Linked DNA regions of Homo sapiens: region 2 is linked to region 1. The links are chromatin contacts, found by Hi-C in ENCODE. All regions are on one chromosome and are shown on one strand. The core of a region is the stretch at or near the end of the contact, and the rest is flanking DNA. Distances in the headings are between cores, read along the strand shown.

Evidence for each region. A loop is a pair of places that touch in the nucleus more often than their neighbours do. Pooled maps may share reads with other maps.
Region 2: a loop to region 1 is called in a map of heart left ventricle, with 2.5 times the contacts of the local background. The contact joins the enhancer-like site here to the promoter of SEC16B in region 1. A Hi-C loop is called at or near these places in 10 of 168 maps with a recorded cell type or tissue (Caco-2, Calu3, HepG2 and 5 more), 3 of 37 single-sample maps with no recorded cell type and 13 of 50 pooled maps.

Annotation. Positions count from the first base shown.
Region 1 is chr1:177,966,483-177,973,661 of GRCh38, forward strand. It overlaps SEC16B (SEC16 homolog B, endoplasmic reticulum export factor), which reads right to left and starts at 3,576. Exons shown (of 26, transcript NM_033127.4): 1 at 3,402-3,576; 2 at 1,201-1,557. The coding sequence starts at 1,499. CRYZL2P-SEC16B (CRYZL2P-SEC16B readthrough) reads right to left here. Exons shown (of 32, transcript NM_001356506.2): 8 at 1,201-1,557. The coding sequence starts at 1,499.
Region 2 is chr1:178,189,821-178,196,999 of GRCh38, forward strand. All of the region lies in intron 1 of RASAL2 (RAS protein activator like 2), which reads left to right. Among named protein-coding and RNA genes, the nearest start is that of RASAL2, 99 kb to the left of the region's middle. Within about 2 kb of position 3,036, at least 7 of the 41 ENCODE cell types and tissues checked have a DNase peak (open chromatin) inside an H3K27ac peak, as active enhancers do; they include heart right ventricle, where a contact is called at or near this core.

The sequences.
Region 1 (7,179 bases), core at 2,326-4,825:
GTCCTGAACACGCCTCTCTTTGAGAATTCAACAATCCAAAAAGACTGGGGAGAGGAACATCATAATATTAATGTTTTTATCAATTAATAATTTTTTTTTTTGAGACAGAGCCTCACTCTGTCACCCAGGCTGGAGTGCAGTGGCGTGATCTTGGCTCACTGCAACCTCCATCTCCCGGGTTTAAGTGATTCTCCCGTCTCTACCCAGGTAGCTGGGATTACAGGCATGCACCACCGCGCCCAGCTAATTTTTTTGTTTTGTTTTGTATTTTTAGTAGAGGCGGGGTTTCACCATGTTGACCAGGCTGGTCTCGAACTCCCAACCTCAGATGATCTGCCTGCCTTGGCCTCCCAAAGTGCTGGGATTACAGGCGTGATCCAGGAGCCTGGCCCAATTAGCAATTCTTTAGTATTTCTTAGGGATAAATTTCTTTATAATAATTGTCATAATTTCAACCCTGAATCTGTAAGCAGGTAAATATCACCCCAACTGGAAAAGCTGAAGTAGAACATAGACGGCTTCCAACATTCCATGAAATATTAAGTCCAGTGCTTACAGACCAGGGAAGCAGGAATTCCAGATTCTCCAACCTGGATAGAATGACCTCACTGCAACCTCTTCCTTCCGAACTTGGAGCCTGCAGGTTTCTATCTGCTTTCCCTGAGGTCAATTTTTTTTAAGTTCCCATTCATTCAATACAGATTATTGGTATGCCTGTTCCATTCCGGGTACTGTCGTAGGCACTAGGACTCTTCTTGGTGCTGGTAGTGTCATGCTAATCCCAAGGTAGAGTGGTCCAATGACAACGAGGAACTCCTTATAGGGATCTCCAAGAAAAGCTTTTCCATAGTCTACATAAATGAACTTTTGCAATCCCAGAGCAAGAGGGTTCCATCTGCTGTCTTGAATTTCACCACTTTTTCTACCCTTGACACTGCCTCCCCAAGCCCCCATACCCAGTGGCATTTGTGATGGCTTCTTTAAGAAGCTCCACTAGGGGAAAAACAGGAGAGAAATACTATCTTCAGTCATCAAAAACAAATTTGGGAGAGGACAGGATTTAGCTAAAGCCACGTAGTAAGGTAGAGAAGGAAAAAGAAAAAAGGGGGAGAAAAATAAAAGGAAAAGGAAGAAGGAAAAGAACAACCTATTCATACGCATTTAGGAGAGTTGCATTCATTCCAAGCCCTAAAGCCATACCTTGAATACAACTGATTGCGATAACCACCTTCGTAATAGTCAACTCCAGACACAGGCTGATGCCAGTCCCCTGGCCTGGATGCATAATGGGGCTGCTGCTGATGGTCTGCCCTGGGCTCCTGCTGTGGCTGGGGGCTCCCACGGTTGTCTTGCCATTGGTGAAACCTCTCTCCATTGTGCCAAGAGTGAGGGACAGGCCGATGATGTCCATCTCTCCGAAACCCTCGGTCTGGATCCTTTGAGGGTGCTGTGGCCTTCCCTCGTGTCTGGGGCAGCCTCTGGGGAGCCCAAAGTTCCATCCTTGACTCTCTGAATTTGTCCTGGGTTTTGAGTAAGTTGTGCAGTTATTTTATCTTCCTGCAGACAAAAGAAAAAGGAAAAAATCATCACTTGAAGCCTATATCCAAACATAGTGGTTGATTAGGTTTTGTGAAAAGAGCAGCTATGGTCCTCGAAATATATCTAAAACAAACCATATGGTCACGGATACAGAGAAATCTGAGAAACAATCTCAGATACATGAAGCAAATAACAGACTAGACAATTATATTAATATTGCTTAAAAAATTAAAAAGTACATGTGGAACAACGACAGATGAGGGAGGCAAGGGAGACAGATAACAATAATAGGTACAGCTAAAAATGCTATCAAGGAATCCCAGTTGATGTTTCTTCACATATTCCCCCAGCAAGTGTTTATTTAACACTTACAGCGGAGGCCCTGTGGTATCATAAACAGAGTGGGTCTTGCAGAGAGCTAGATCAGAGTTCAAATCCTAACTCTGCCACTTAACTAGCTAGTTCATTTTTTCAAGCCTCAATTTCCTTACCCATGAAATGGAGACTGTAAGGACTACCTTGCAAGGTTATTGACAGAGTTAAAGATAACCTATGCGAAGTGCGTAACATGTTACCTAACATGTTAAAATGCTCAATAAATAGCAGTGTTATCAAGGATAAAGATTAGGGTAGTATGAGTGGCTGAAGATGTTTATTAAACAAAAAGAAATTTAGACTGACCTTTTCAAGAAGCACCTTTTCTGAATCCTTACATTAACCCCCTCAAAGAACTAGAACCTATATAATATGGTCATACCTGCTCCTCCTCCAGAGGAGCCAACAAGAGGCAAATTTGGGATTGTTTTCATAAGAAAATAGAAGGCCATATCTCAGGATTCTTCCCGGTTGGAGATTTTAAATGCTGAAAGTCTCCCTAGCATCAAACTAATTTTCCCCCACGTAATCCTGAAAAAGGGAAATTGCTCCAAGGACTGATTACCTTCCAGGTTCCTCTGCCCATTGCACGGGGTAGCGGGGGACAGGGGTTGCACCCACAAAAGGAAAGCACGCCTCAGATCTTACTCTTGCTCAGGGATTCCTTGTGTCAGGAGCATCCACAGGCTAGGTCGGCCTCGATTTTTTTCTTCCTTAGGAACTGTTTTAGGTTGCAAGATTCTGATCAAATCAGTTAACTTGTTTCCACTACTGAAGGTCCCAGCCTCATATAAAAATTCATATCAGAACAAAAGGTCAAAAGAGTGGGTGTTGAAATTGAGACGTCACTCTGCTCAAACACCAGGGAGCCGAGGTCGACAGCTATGAGCCAAGAGCTATGAGACGGCAGAACACACAAGAAGAACAAGGTGCGGAGGGGGCCTCCCACCTCAAGGTCACTCACAACTCAGGGGAACCTCTGGCTTCCTTCCCATATCATCTCACTCCCTTGAAAAAGCCAGGTGCAATGACAGCCTTTGCCAGCAAATCCCAGGAAAGGCCAAATGTCCCAGACACAGGGAAGGGCACATGAGCCTTTTCTGAAGGCTGGTGGAACTCAAAACCATTTGGACCAAGTAAGCAGAATGAGAAGAAACCTGCTTTCTCCTTGTCCCCAGATAGTCTCATTAGGCAGCCCTTTCCCAACTGCAAAGGTGCAACACCCAATCTTTCCACTGAAATCACATCATTTTGCTGCCAAGAGACATCAACTCCAGCAAATCAGTCCTCAGATTAAGGACACCAAATAAATAACACCTTCGATTCTCAAAATGAAGGAATTACATCTATGATGACAAATCAGACTCACACATTCATGTAGATGACCTTTCCTAGCCCCAGTAAAGGCAATCTTGCCTTTCCTAATCTGACGGCACAGCACGTCCAGCTCAAAGAGGGGAAAGAAGGGAGCGAGTGTTCCCACACACCTGCTCTGATGGCTTCCCACCTTCCTTCAGCGCTGCTCCAGGGACCTGGCCCAAGAGTGCCTCCTCTCCTCTTGGAGACTGTCAAAGTCCAGGTGCCACATCTACCAAGACTCCCCAGGCCCTCAGATCTACATCATGTCAGTTACCTTTGCAACTGCCCAACCTCCATGGAGCTGATTCATTAGGGCAAAGTACAGCCCAGATACCGCAGCCCAGGACCCGCCTGACTTGACGAATTTGCTCAGAACCCTGTCAGAGACTGGCGCTTCTGTTTGCCTGAGCATGGGCTGAGCCAGGTTCACTCACATGAGAAATCATCCAAATTCCCACAGCAATCACGGAAGAGAGACATCAGGAAGAGGAAGTCCAGAAGCCCCAAGGCAGCCTGGTCTGGCGAGAAAAGCACCACCTTTGGGGTGTTAACTCGGGGCTCTACCACTAGCTGGTTCTGTTACTTAACCTCTCCGAGTTTCAGTTTCTTTTTCTTTAAAATGGGAATGGCAATGCTTAGCTTATGAGGGTCATTACGGGGCTGAAATGTTGGTAAAGCAGCACATGATATATAGGTAAGTATGCCCTGCAGATCAATATTATCTTTTCCTTCCCAAAGAGACAAGTTAATTCCACTGGTTGAGGCACATGGGGAAGGGGACACGCTCACTGGTGGGAGCAAACACCTGGTTTGCCCAGTGTGGGTTTTTCTTATGTATATTTCTCACCATTGGGTTCTGGTTATGTAATAAATTCTGTCATCTAGCTGGAAGGCAGATTTATATCCCCAGTACTGAACTGAAGGCACTAAAAAGTTTTCCATTATAACAAGAAAGTAGTTTCTCGCACTTGAAATATACATTTCTTCTGCATTATTAAGGTAAACGCAGAAAAGCACATGACTACTTCTGAATTAATATTTTAAAATTCTGAATTTGCTCTTTTAAAAAATCCCAAATGGTTTATTCTTTCTCTCAACAAATGCTTACTGTGTTCCTATTAAGGGCCAGGATTTGACACACATAAATATAAAAGACACAAATTAGTCTCTCATGTCTGTCCTTACTAGTCCAGGGAAAACCACCCCTCTTGGGTCTCATGGTCATATAGGGTCATGTACCTAAGCTACAAGATTTTCTCTCAGCCCCTCAGCTGACTCTAGAACCCAGCAACTGAGCATAGAATTCTCTGACTGTAGCTAATGGTTTCTTTTTTTTTTTTTCCAAGACAGAGTCTTTCTCTGTCGCCCAGAGATGGAGTTTAATGGTACAATCTCAGCTCACTGCAACCTCTACCTCCCAGGTTCAAGCAATTCTCCTGCCTCAGCCTCCCGAGTAGCTGGGATTACAGGTGCGTGCCACCACCCCTGGCTAATTTTTGTATTTTTAGTAAAGAAGGGGTTTCATCATGTTGGCCAGGCTGGTCTCAAACTCCTGACCTTGTGATCCACCTGCCTGAGCCTCCCAAAGTGCTGGGATTACAGGCGTAAGCCACCATGCCTAGCCACTAATGGTTTCTTACCTCACTCTTGGGCTGTGAAGTTTGGCTCTCTAATGGCTGCACTGTTGTTTTTAATCCTTCTGGGAAGAGGAACTAGAGAAGAACATGCACATTAACAGCAGGAATCAGAATGTGGGTGATGATTACACTGACGTGATATCAAATTATATGTTCTGATATATCACAACAACATTCACAAAAGTTCTTGATGTCACTCTTTTGGCATATAATGTGACATTAGTCTTGCCCTGTAACACCAGCTGCATTATGGGAATGTTAACTTTGAAAAGGACCTTAGAGGTTATTTTAGCAACTATGCTTTTTTGATGATAAAACCAAGATCCAAACAAGTGAAATGATTTACCCAAGATCACAAAGTTACCTAGAAGTTCAGTGAAAATTACACTGGTGTGCTCTAGCTGCCTTGCACACCAGTGCAAGTTTAGTAAGAGCTGATTATTAAATATTCAGGAATTGTGTGAGCCGGTTGTTAAACCATGGAAAACTTGAAATCCACCATGGTGGGAGTATTTACACCACAGAAATTGGCAACTGCTACAAAGCAAGGTTGTTGGTGGGTTGCTGGTTTATTTCAGAGAACCTGTTTAGCAGCATACTGATTTGAACCCCAAACTCTTACTTCCTGATTCAGCATTCTTGCAATTATAGAATTGTCATTCTGTTACTAGCCTTCATTGCACAACCCTGGCTTAAACATCTAGTCAAATTATTCTAAATGCTTATTTTGTGACATCCCAAAGTATCTCTAATTATCTCTAGAGTTATTATGAAACTCTTCAAACACTCACCAACCAAAATTAATTCTAATTAGCTTTAATTATTCTATATAGACATATGGCATACAACAGTTATATGGGTCACAAAATTAACTAGATTGTGATGGGATCTCACCACTCCAAAGGGTTTAGGATTTATCATTTCCTACCTTCCCAGCCCCACATAACTACAATTACTAAGTCTTTCGACCTGGCAGCTCAATTCTTCCTGATTTCTAAACCAAATTGACCCAGTTTGACAATACATTAGGAGCTCAATCCCCACCAGGAGGTGGACCAGAATGAGTCTTGCCACCCCAAGTCCTGGCTGCAGTGTTCTTGGATAATCCAGTAGGCTCCCTCATGCCCAAATGGCTACAGTCTTCACATCATCCTGCCCCAAGTGCTCTGTCCTCATACTTGATTCCTGCCCTGCATCCCAACTATGCACCAGGATTGGAGTCCTAGAAGTTTACTAATTTATGTGAATTTCCTTTCCCAGTCTCCATCCTCCTTTCCAAATGCCGGACAGCACTGTCTAGGGTCTAGCTTCAAACAAGAGTAACTGCCTGCTGTGAACTGAATGTCTGTTTCCTCCCAAAATTCATATGTTGAAAACCTAACTCCCAATGTGATGGTATTAGGAGGTAGGCCTCCAAGAAGTAATTAGGGCATGAGAGTGGAGCCTTGTCAATGGAATTAGTTCCCTTATAAAAAGACACAAGAGGGTTTGCTTCTCCTCTCTCTCTCTGCTCTCTGGTGTGTAAGAATACAACCAAAAGATGGCCATCTGCAAACCAGGAAGTGGCCCTCACCAGACACCAGATCTGCTGGAATCTTGATCTTGGACTTCCCAGCCTCCAGAAGGGTGAGAAATAAATTTCTGTTGTTTAAGCCCTAGTCTATGGTTTTCTGTTACAGTAACCCAAACTGACTAAGACACTACCCTAGTTTGACACCTGTCTAGCAAAAGTATTATCACTGTTAATGATGCTGCTAATGTTTAGCCACCGGATTAGTGCTGATGGATGTGAACACCCACCTAGATCTAGGTCAGGTTTGCCAGGAATCCTTGAGCACTGTGATTTAATGACTGGTTACTCTTGCAAAGGGCAGCTCAGCATTTAAGACATCCCTCAGGCTTCATCCTAATCCTTTACTGAAAGTAAAAATTTAGAAAACAAGTTGAGAAGATCTACATCAACGTGTTATCAGTAGTTATCCACCAGGTAATGGAATGGTGGATGATTTTATTTTCTTCCTCTTGCTTATCCATATTTTCTAACTTTTCTACAATAAATGTATATTATTTTAAAAGGCAAAATTAACTGACATTATTTTTAATCAATAGTGTTAGTTCAACCATCAAATGTGTTATTGTCACATCAGTTACTAATTAGGCATTCAAGCTGCTAAAATGGGACAGTGCTCAAAACTTCCAAGATTGATTAACTGTGCTCAGTCTGCTTTTCTTGATAGAGGTTGAGTCGTTTGTACACTGAACAAGTGTT
Region 2 (7,179 bases), core at 1,786-4,285, 220 kb after region 1:
TATATTTACAGCAGTCCACGAATGTAATTTATAAATACACCTGGATAGAGATGCATGTCCAATTGTTTTTGTAAACTGATGGTACATGTTGGGAAAACAAAGTTGAAACTACTGCTTTGTGCTGTGAACCAGTGGTTCTCAACTGGGGGCATGCTGAGTAGTGTCATGTCAAGGGGGCAAGGGTGTGCTACTGACATCTAGTGGGTGGATGCCAGGGATGCTGCTAAATAAACATCCTTGAGTTCACAGGACAGCTTTCCTTCAGCCCCCTACCCCACCTTCCGCAGAAAGAATTATCTGGTCTAAAATGAGTTTGAGAAACACAGGTATATACTGTGTATTTCTTTTTCCTTGAAGGAGGGATCGCAAAGAAGTGAGTCTAGCCTGTTTATTTTCTTTTTCATCTTGCTGTTGGCTGACTACTTGGTTTTCTTACGTATATGTCTATATTTTCCAATATCTCAAAAATAGGCACAAGAGAACTGAAGGTACTTAATTTTATAAAACCAAAAGAATACTCTGAACAGTTAGAGGAAAAGAGGTAACAAAATGTGTAAGGCCTTACACACAGAGTGGTATCTAAAATATTTGTTTGTGGTTTTACACTTCTAAGATTAACTGAATATGTTCATTAAGTTCTAATTTTTGTTTTGTAATTCCTATCAAATCTTTTGATGCTTTATGAACTGCATTGGTGTACTGATTCATTGAAATCTAAAAAGAAAGCTGCTACTGATAAGATTGACAGGAAGGAATCTATCTAGCTAGAATAAACTACGTGCAAAGTAAAGAACAAGGAGTCCGTGATCTAATGATTTTTGTGAAAGATTCTGACTTGAGGGTTTAATTTCCAAATTGGTATGCTTCTCATATGCGTGATCTTATGCATATTAAACTTTGTTGTAATTTCATAGTTAAAAAAAAAAAAAATCCCCTATATGTAGCCGGAATAAACAGTCACTGTGAGTTGTCCATTTTAGAGCATAGGTTTTTAGGTGGTGAAGACCTGTCCTTAGTTGAATTTGTATGTGAATTAAACTCTTATTTTTATAACAATTCACTTGAGTTCTTTAAATAAAGATGATGCCAAAGAGATGTAAGGCTTGTCTCTCAGAAGAATAGTAAGGATTAATGGCTTCAGGTATTAGGAGAATTAAATAGAATAGTATTCTATCACCATCTAATTGCTTTTTCTTTTGATAATATGTGCCACAGAATGTGAAACAGCTACTGTTCACTCCACTGAGAGATACTTAGGATGCTTTCGGTCAGCCTAGCTGAATTGTTAGCATGATCCTTAATTAAAATCATCCAAATGATAGAAGGTTCTTCCTGAAGTCAGTGGAAAAACCTCTTAGCATACACTCTAGAACTCAAAAGGAGCTTAAAAGTGGGAACAACTTTAGAGTTACAGGCAGAATTAGACGCAGTTAATAATAGCACTTCTCAAACTGTATGTGCTTTTAAAAAATTTCAGTATGTTGTGAGCCAATAATTTTGTTAAATATAATATAAATGAATAGATAAATGAAAAAAAAACACATACAAAAACAAGCCATAATTTTAAAATTTAGATTCAACAGACATAATATTACTGTCAAATTGCAATGAAGGTTTCTAAATACTTATCCTCTATTATTATATCCATCTTGACATAGCCTGGTAACAGTTTGTGGATCATCAGAAGCCTGTGAACCAAACTTTGGGTTGCACGAATTTCAGTAGAAATTATATGAAATAAAATTTCTTTCTCTGCCGTTTACACGTTAGCTTTTGTTCAGTACAGATTTCTGCTTACTTTCAAATGCTGTCTTGTCTTCAAAGCTTTCCTTGACTTTCCCAAGCTGACTTGGGTAATTCCTAGCCTATAATCTTGCTGTATCCCCAAAGGGCCTCTAGTATAGCAACTGTGATATCAATTCATTTATTTCATTTAAAGAAAATGTAAAAATAGTCCTTAAGACCTAGAAAGGTTTGTGGCACACAGACAATAAGTAAATGTTTATTTAATGAATGAAATAAAAAACGAATGAATTGTAGCAAAATCCTGAGGCTTTAATAACAACACACACTGGATAAAGGAAAACTTCATTTTGCAGAAAGAAAAGACAGTTTCTCAGTCTCAAAAGACTTATGTGAATCTAATTATTATAAAAATAACCCTTGATAGACACCTGAACACATGCATACATTTCATAACTGTATAACACAGACTGTGGAGGTGAAGGAGCATATGGACCTAAATAAAAACTCAAGACCCCTTAAGAGAACTTGCTAGCAATGCTGATTTAAATAATTTTTAACAGTGAGGGGGTCGGAGGTGGGGATGGGAAAGGGAGTTGAAAATTAATGCCCCCAGAGTTTCGTGGTACTCTGTGCTATCTTTTTTCTTTTCCCTGTCCCTCCAACTGTTAATATTTGGTATCTTGTTATACTACTTTTATTTCAGTAAATATTTGATGACAGTCTATTATCTACTCTGTTAGGCACCTTGGAGAGTACAAAGAGAAATGCATGAAATTAACTAAAAGACAAAAAAATGCATTAGGTAGAAGTGCAATAGCACATGAACGAAGAACTTTTAAAAATATGAATAAATTATTTTAAAATTAAAAGTGTTCAAATACAGAATGCTTTTCAAATCTGTGTTTCTTCTGAGGCAGTCTATGGATATGCTTAGGACAGCTGTTTTAGATGACACATCTATATAAATGTGAAGTAGATTTATTTTCTTTAAACAAACCATTAGTGTATGTGTGTATATACACACACACATACATGTGATGTTGAACTAGCTTCATCAACTTCTCAATAAATGGACACATTTAGCTTCTAAAGGTAGAAACGAGTCTAAAAGGGAAGAAGATGGTAAGCAATTTAGCAACCTACAGTCTTCTTCAGTTTTTGATCTGTATCTAAGTAGGCAAATGAATATATTTCTTTCAGTACTTCCTCCTCTGAGTCTGGCCAGCTATTTCCTTTGCATTCTGTCTCCAAGGCACTGGTTTAGGGGAAGGAAGTACAGAAGTCTGAAGTCCTAGGTTGTTGGCACTGCCCCTGGGGAAAGTGAGATATCTTGCATTACTTCTTGGGTATGTGCACATTTCCAGTTCCCACAGAGAAGCCGATCCCTGGCAGAAGGCAGATAGAGACAGCCAGACTGAGTCACAATTAGAGAATCAGGGAAATTATTTTTTTAAAAAAACAAAGGCTCTTAGTAGGGTCAAATTTTTACATAGCGAAACAGGAAGCAGCGAAAAAAATATATTTAAATCTAGATCACGTTTGAGGGAACTCATCCCAAAATTTTCAGGTTTTTCTGCCATGACAAATAAATCAGTGTGGATTCATGTGACAATTACATCTGTTGATTTTCCTTCACAAACATTGACTGATAATCTTCTGGTGTATTTTATCTCTATCTCCTAGCAGCATAATGCTCTTTAAATATGGTTCATAGGATAAACGCAAGTCAGGTTATTGAATGTTAAAGACCACAATAAATAACAAACTGTCTTTTCTGCCCCAACCCTCCTTTTTCTGATTGGAAAATTATTTGTTGGGAAAGCCTTGCAACAGTAAAATAAATTACTTTTGTTCATAATATAATGAATTTTTATATTGAAAATAATAAAAATTAAATCAGCACTTTTGAAAAACTGAGGACATGATTTTATGACATGACGCTTTGTAAAACTTAATTCTATTTGGAAATTCTTTAAACTTTCTTTAAAAAAAAGTTTTTTCTTTTCTTTCCCTTCCTTTTCTTTCTTTCCCTCCTTCACCCTGTTCTTTCTTAGCAGCTAGCACAGGTAGTTGATATATTATTTCCCTACCTAGATTTAAATGTCCTGTTTGGAACGGAGTTATTCCTTTTTTCCTTGTACCTAAACACTTAGATTGCCTCATAATACATGAAACTTAAACATAATTTACCACGAGTACTTGACACAAAGAATTTTTTTTGGTGAATATAAAACATTTAATTTTAAAATGTTGACACTATAATGTATGAAATAGCTAGCTATTACAAATGCACATGGTGTATTTTGTAGATACCAACTAGACTTTTTTGTTTTAGGAAGCTTTAAGTTACACTGTGGTTAAGACATATCTTCACCCTTGAAAAAGCCCACATTCTATCACTGTGATGTATGGTCAAACTGAGGCCCAATCGTTAAACACTTGGATCAAATCATAACTAAGTTTATTGCCAAAGGACTTGTACACATTTATTTGTCAATTTTAGTGCCTTAAAATCTACCCAGCAGCTCATTAACATATAGAAACATACATCATGAGAACAAGAACTATCACCCATCCCTTCTGTATATTAGCAACTTATCACTCCTGAGCAACATCTCATTACTGAGGCCTGTGAACAGTCACTTTTCACATTTGAGTGAAATATGGAATGACTTAAGTATAAATGCAGCTATTATAAGTCATTTCTTACAAAAATGTCATGAATTAAAGTATTTTACAGCATTTACTACAAAACTCCATAAAAACTGCCTTCACTTAAACTCTCTCTCCCCATATCCAGCAAACCAACTGGATGTCTTTGGGCATCTCTTAGCATGGATAGCACACAGAGTAGTGTCTTCCAACACATCCACCAACTATGCCTCACTTGCCTCTGGAAGTACAGGAGAAGCTTGGTCAATTTCCGGTAATGATGAATTTCTCTAAGCACCAAGGTCTTGGGCCTGTAGTGATGCATTTTTATGATTTTTGTTGTTGTTGTTGTTTTCTTTTTGTTTTTTTGTTTTGTTTTGTTTTTACCATCGTTAGAGGAGTCTGCTCTTCCTGGAAGCTTTAGTGGCTAGCTGTTTGCAGGAGGCTTCCTCACCAGTGGATTTACTAGCAGTCTATTTGGTTTGGGCCATCTTTTACCCAACGCCGAAGTCTTAGGCCACTTCTCCAACTGCTGCACTGCTTCTGCAGTCACCAAGCAAAGAAAAGATGCTCCTCCGATGAATGACCAAACACTCTGCACCTGACACAAAGAATGATTTTAAATGTAGATAGTTTTGGTATAACATGCCCAACCATTTTTACTGTTCAACTTGTCATGTTCAAATGATGAAAAATAAAAATAAAAATAGTTGTATAAGGATCCAGTAAGAGATGTTATCTTGAAACTGTAGTTTGAGTGATTTAAGAATTTTGAAGGGTAATTTTGAATGTATCTAATTTTTGCTTTCCTCATTTACTTTAAAACCAAATTCAATTCCTGCTTCTATTTCACTCAGCACAGATAAACATACACAGTGCATTTCCACTGTAGTTTCATTTATATTTGAGTAAAGTGGGGCTAAGAGGTATTAAATGACTTGCTCAAAGGCAGTCAACTAGACAGGTGTGGCTGGGACCAGTGAGACTTAATATTTTCCTGATTTTAAAGGTTATATTCTAGCATACAATCTAGATTACTTCTAATTTGCCAGCAGTCAATATAGTATTTTTTCCATAGTAGGCGTTTATTAAATATTTCTGATTTAATTAACTGCATTTGAATAGCTAATTGTTAGTGATCTTTTCAATAATTTGCAATGTGAATTAGTGTAAGGTTAAAAGTTACTAGGCTTGTGTTTGAATTGTTGCTCTTGCTAAATATTGCTGTACCACTTAATAACTATTGCTCTGGCACTTATTGTGTGGCTCCCAAAGCCACACAATAGAATGAAGTATATAAGAATATAAGTGAAGAAAAAGCTTCACTTTCTTCATTTATAAAACCTACCTCGTAGAGTGCTGTGAGAATTAAAAATAATAAATATAAGATGTAACTATATAGTAAGTATTTGATAAATGGTAGATATTATTTTCCTTTAGCACACTTGATATTTTTCGTCTCGAAAATACTGCTATAGAAGATGAATCATTTTTTATGACATCAGAACTAAACAGAATTACTCATCAAACTATACATTTTCTAGATAGATCTATTGAAAGCATGACACTTAAAAAAATAAGCTAATTATGATGAGCTCTGAATTAAAGACACTGAATCTGCTGTCTCAAGGCTGTTATTATAATCATAAAAGGATAAGAGTTATTGACAGTCATCCTTCTAGCCATACTATTCATATATATTACCCATACTATTCTAGAGACCTGTGAAAATCTTTGGATTCTATATCCTGGTAAAGATATAAATCTACTATCCCAAGACCAGACATGTAAAAATTCCATATCTCATAAATATTTGAGGATATTATATAATCCTATCAAATGAAAATATAAATGAAAGAAGAACAGATGTAGAATGTTATAGGTATTATATTTAAGAAATAAGGTAGGATCTTAAATTCTCAGAAGTTCTACCCTCTCCTTGGGGTACTTCTTCTCATTAATTTAAAAAAATAAATAAATAGTTGCTAATTGTATTATATATACCTAAAAATATATTGCCTTACGAATTTGGGGGCCATTCATATTCATTTAAAAACATGTTTAAAACAACTAATACTATAAAGAAAGGGAAAAGTCAAGGTACAAAGTGAGAAGATATTTGCAACATGTAAAACAAAAGATTAAAATTCAGAATAAAGAACTTTTAAGAGAGAAAGGCAAACCAATCAATGGAAAATAAATGTAATCAGCCTTCTGTATCCATGGGTTCCTCATCCTTGGAATCAACCAACCATGGATTGAAAATATTAGGGGAAAAAATTCCAGAAAATTCTAGAAATCAAAACTTGAATTTGCTGCATGCTGAGTACTACTTTGAATCCATGCCAGTGAAGTGATATAAAAGCGTTGTATTAGGTACTATAAGTAATCTAGAGATGATTTAAAGTATACAAGAGGATGTGCCTGGGCTGTATGCAAATACTACACCATCTTATATAAGAGACTTAAGCATCCTTGGATTCTGGTACATGGTTGTGCAGATCCTGAAACCGGTTCTCCACAGATACCAAGGGATGACTGTAAAAGACTTCAAGTGAGACCTCATAAGAGAGGAAACACAGCTTACTAGTAACTACAACAAAAGGTGTTCAACTTTATTAGTAATTAGGAAAATGCAACTTTAAACCACAAAGAAATACTCTTATATACCATCTGATGACTAAACATTAAAAAATGTTGACATTAGTGATGAAGGACATGTAGAGCAATAGGAATTCATTTTTATCTCATGGGACTGTAAATTGGTAGAAGCCCTTTGAA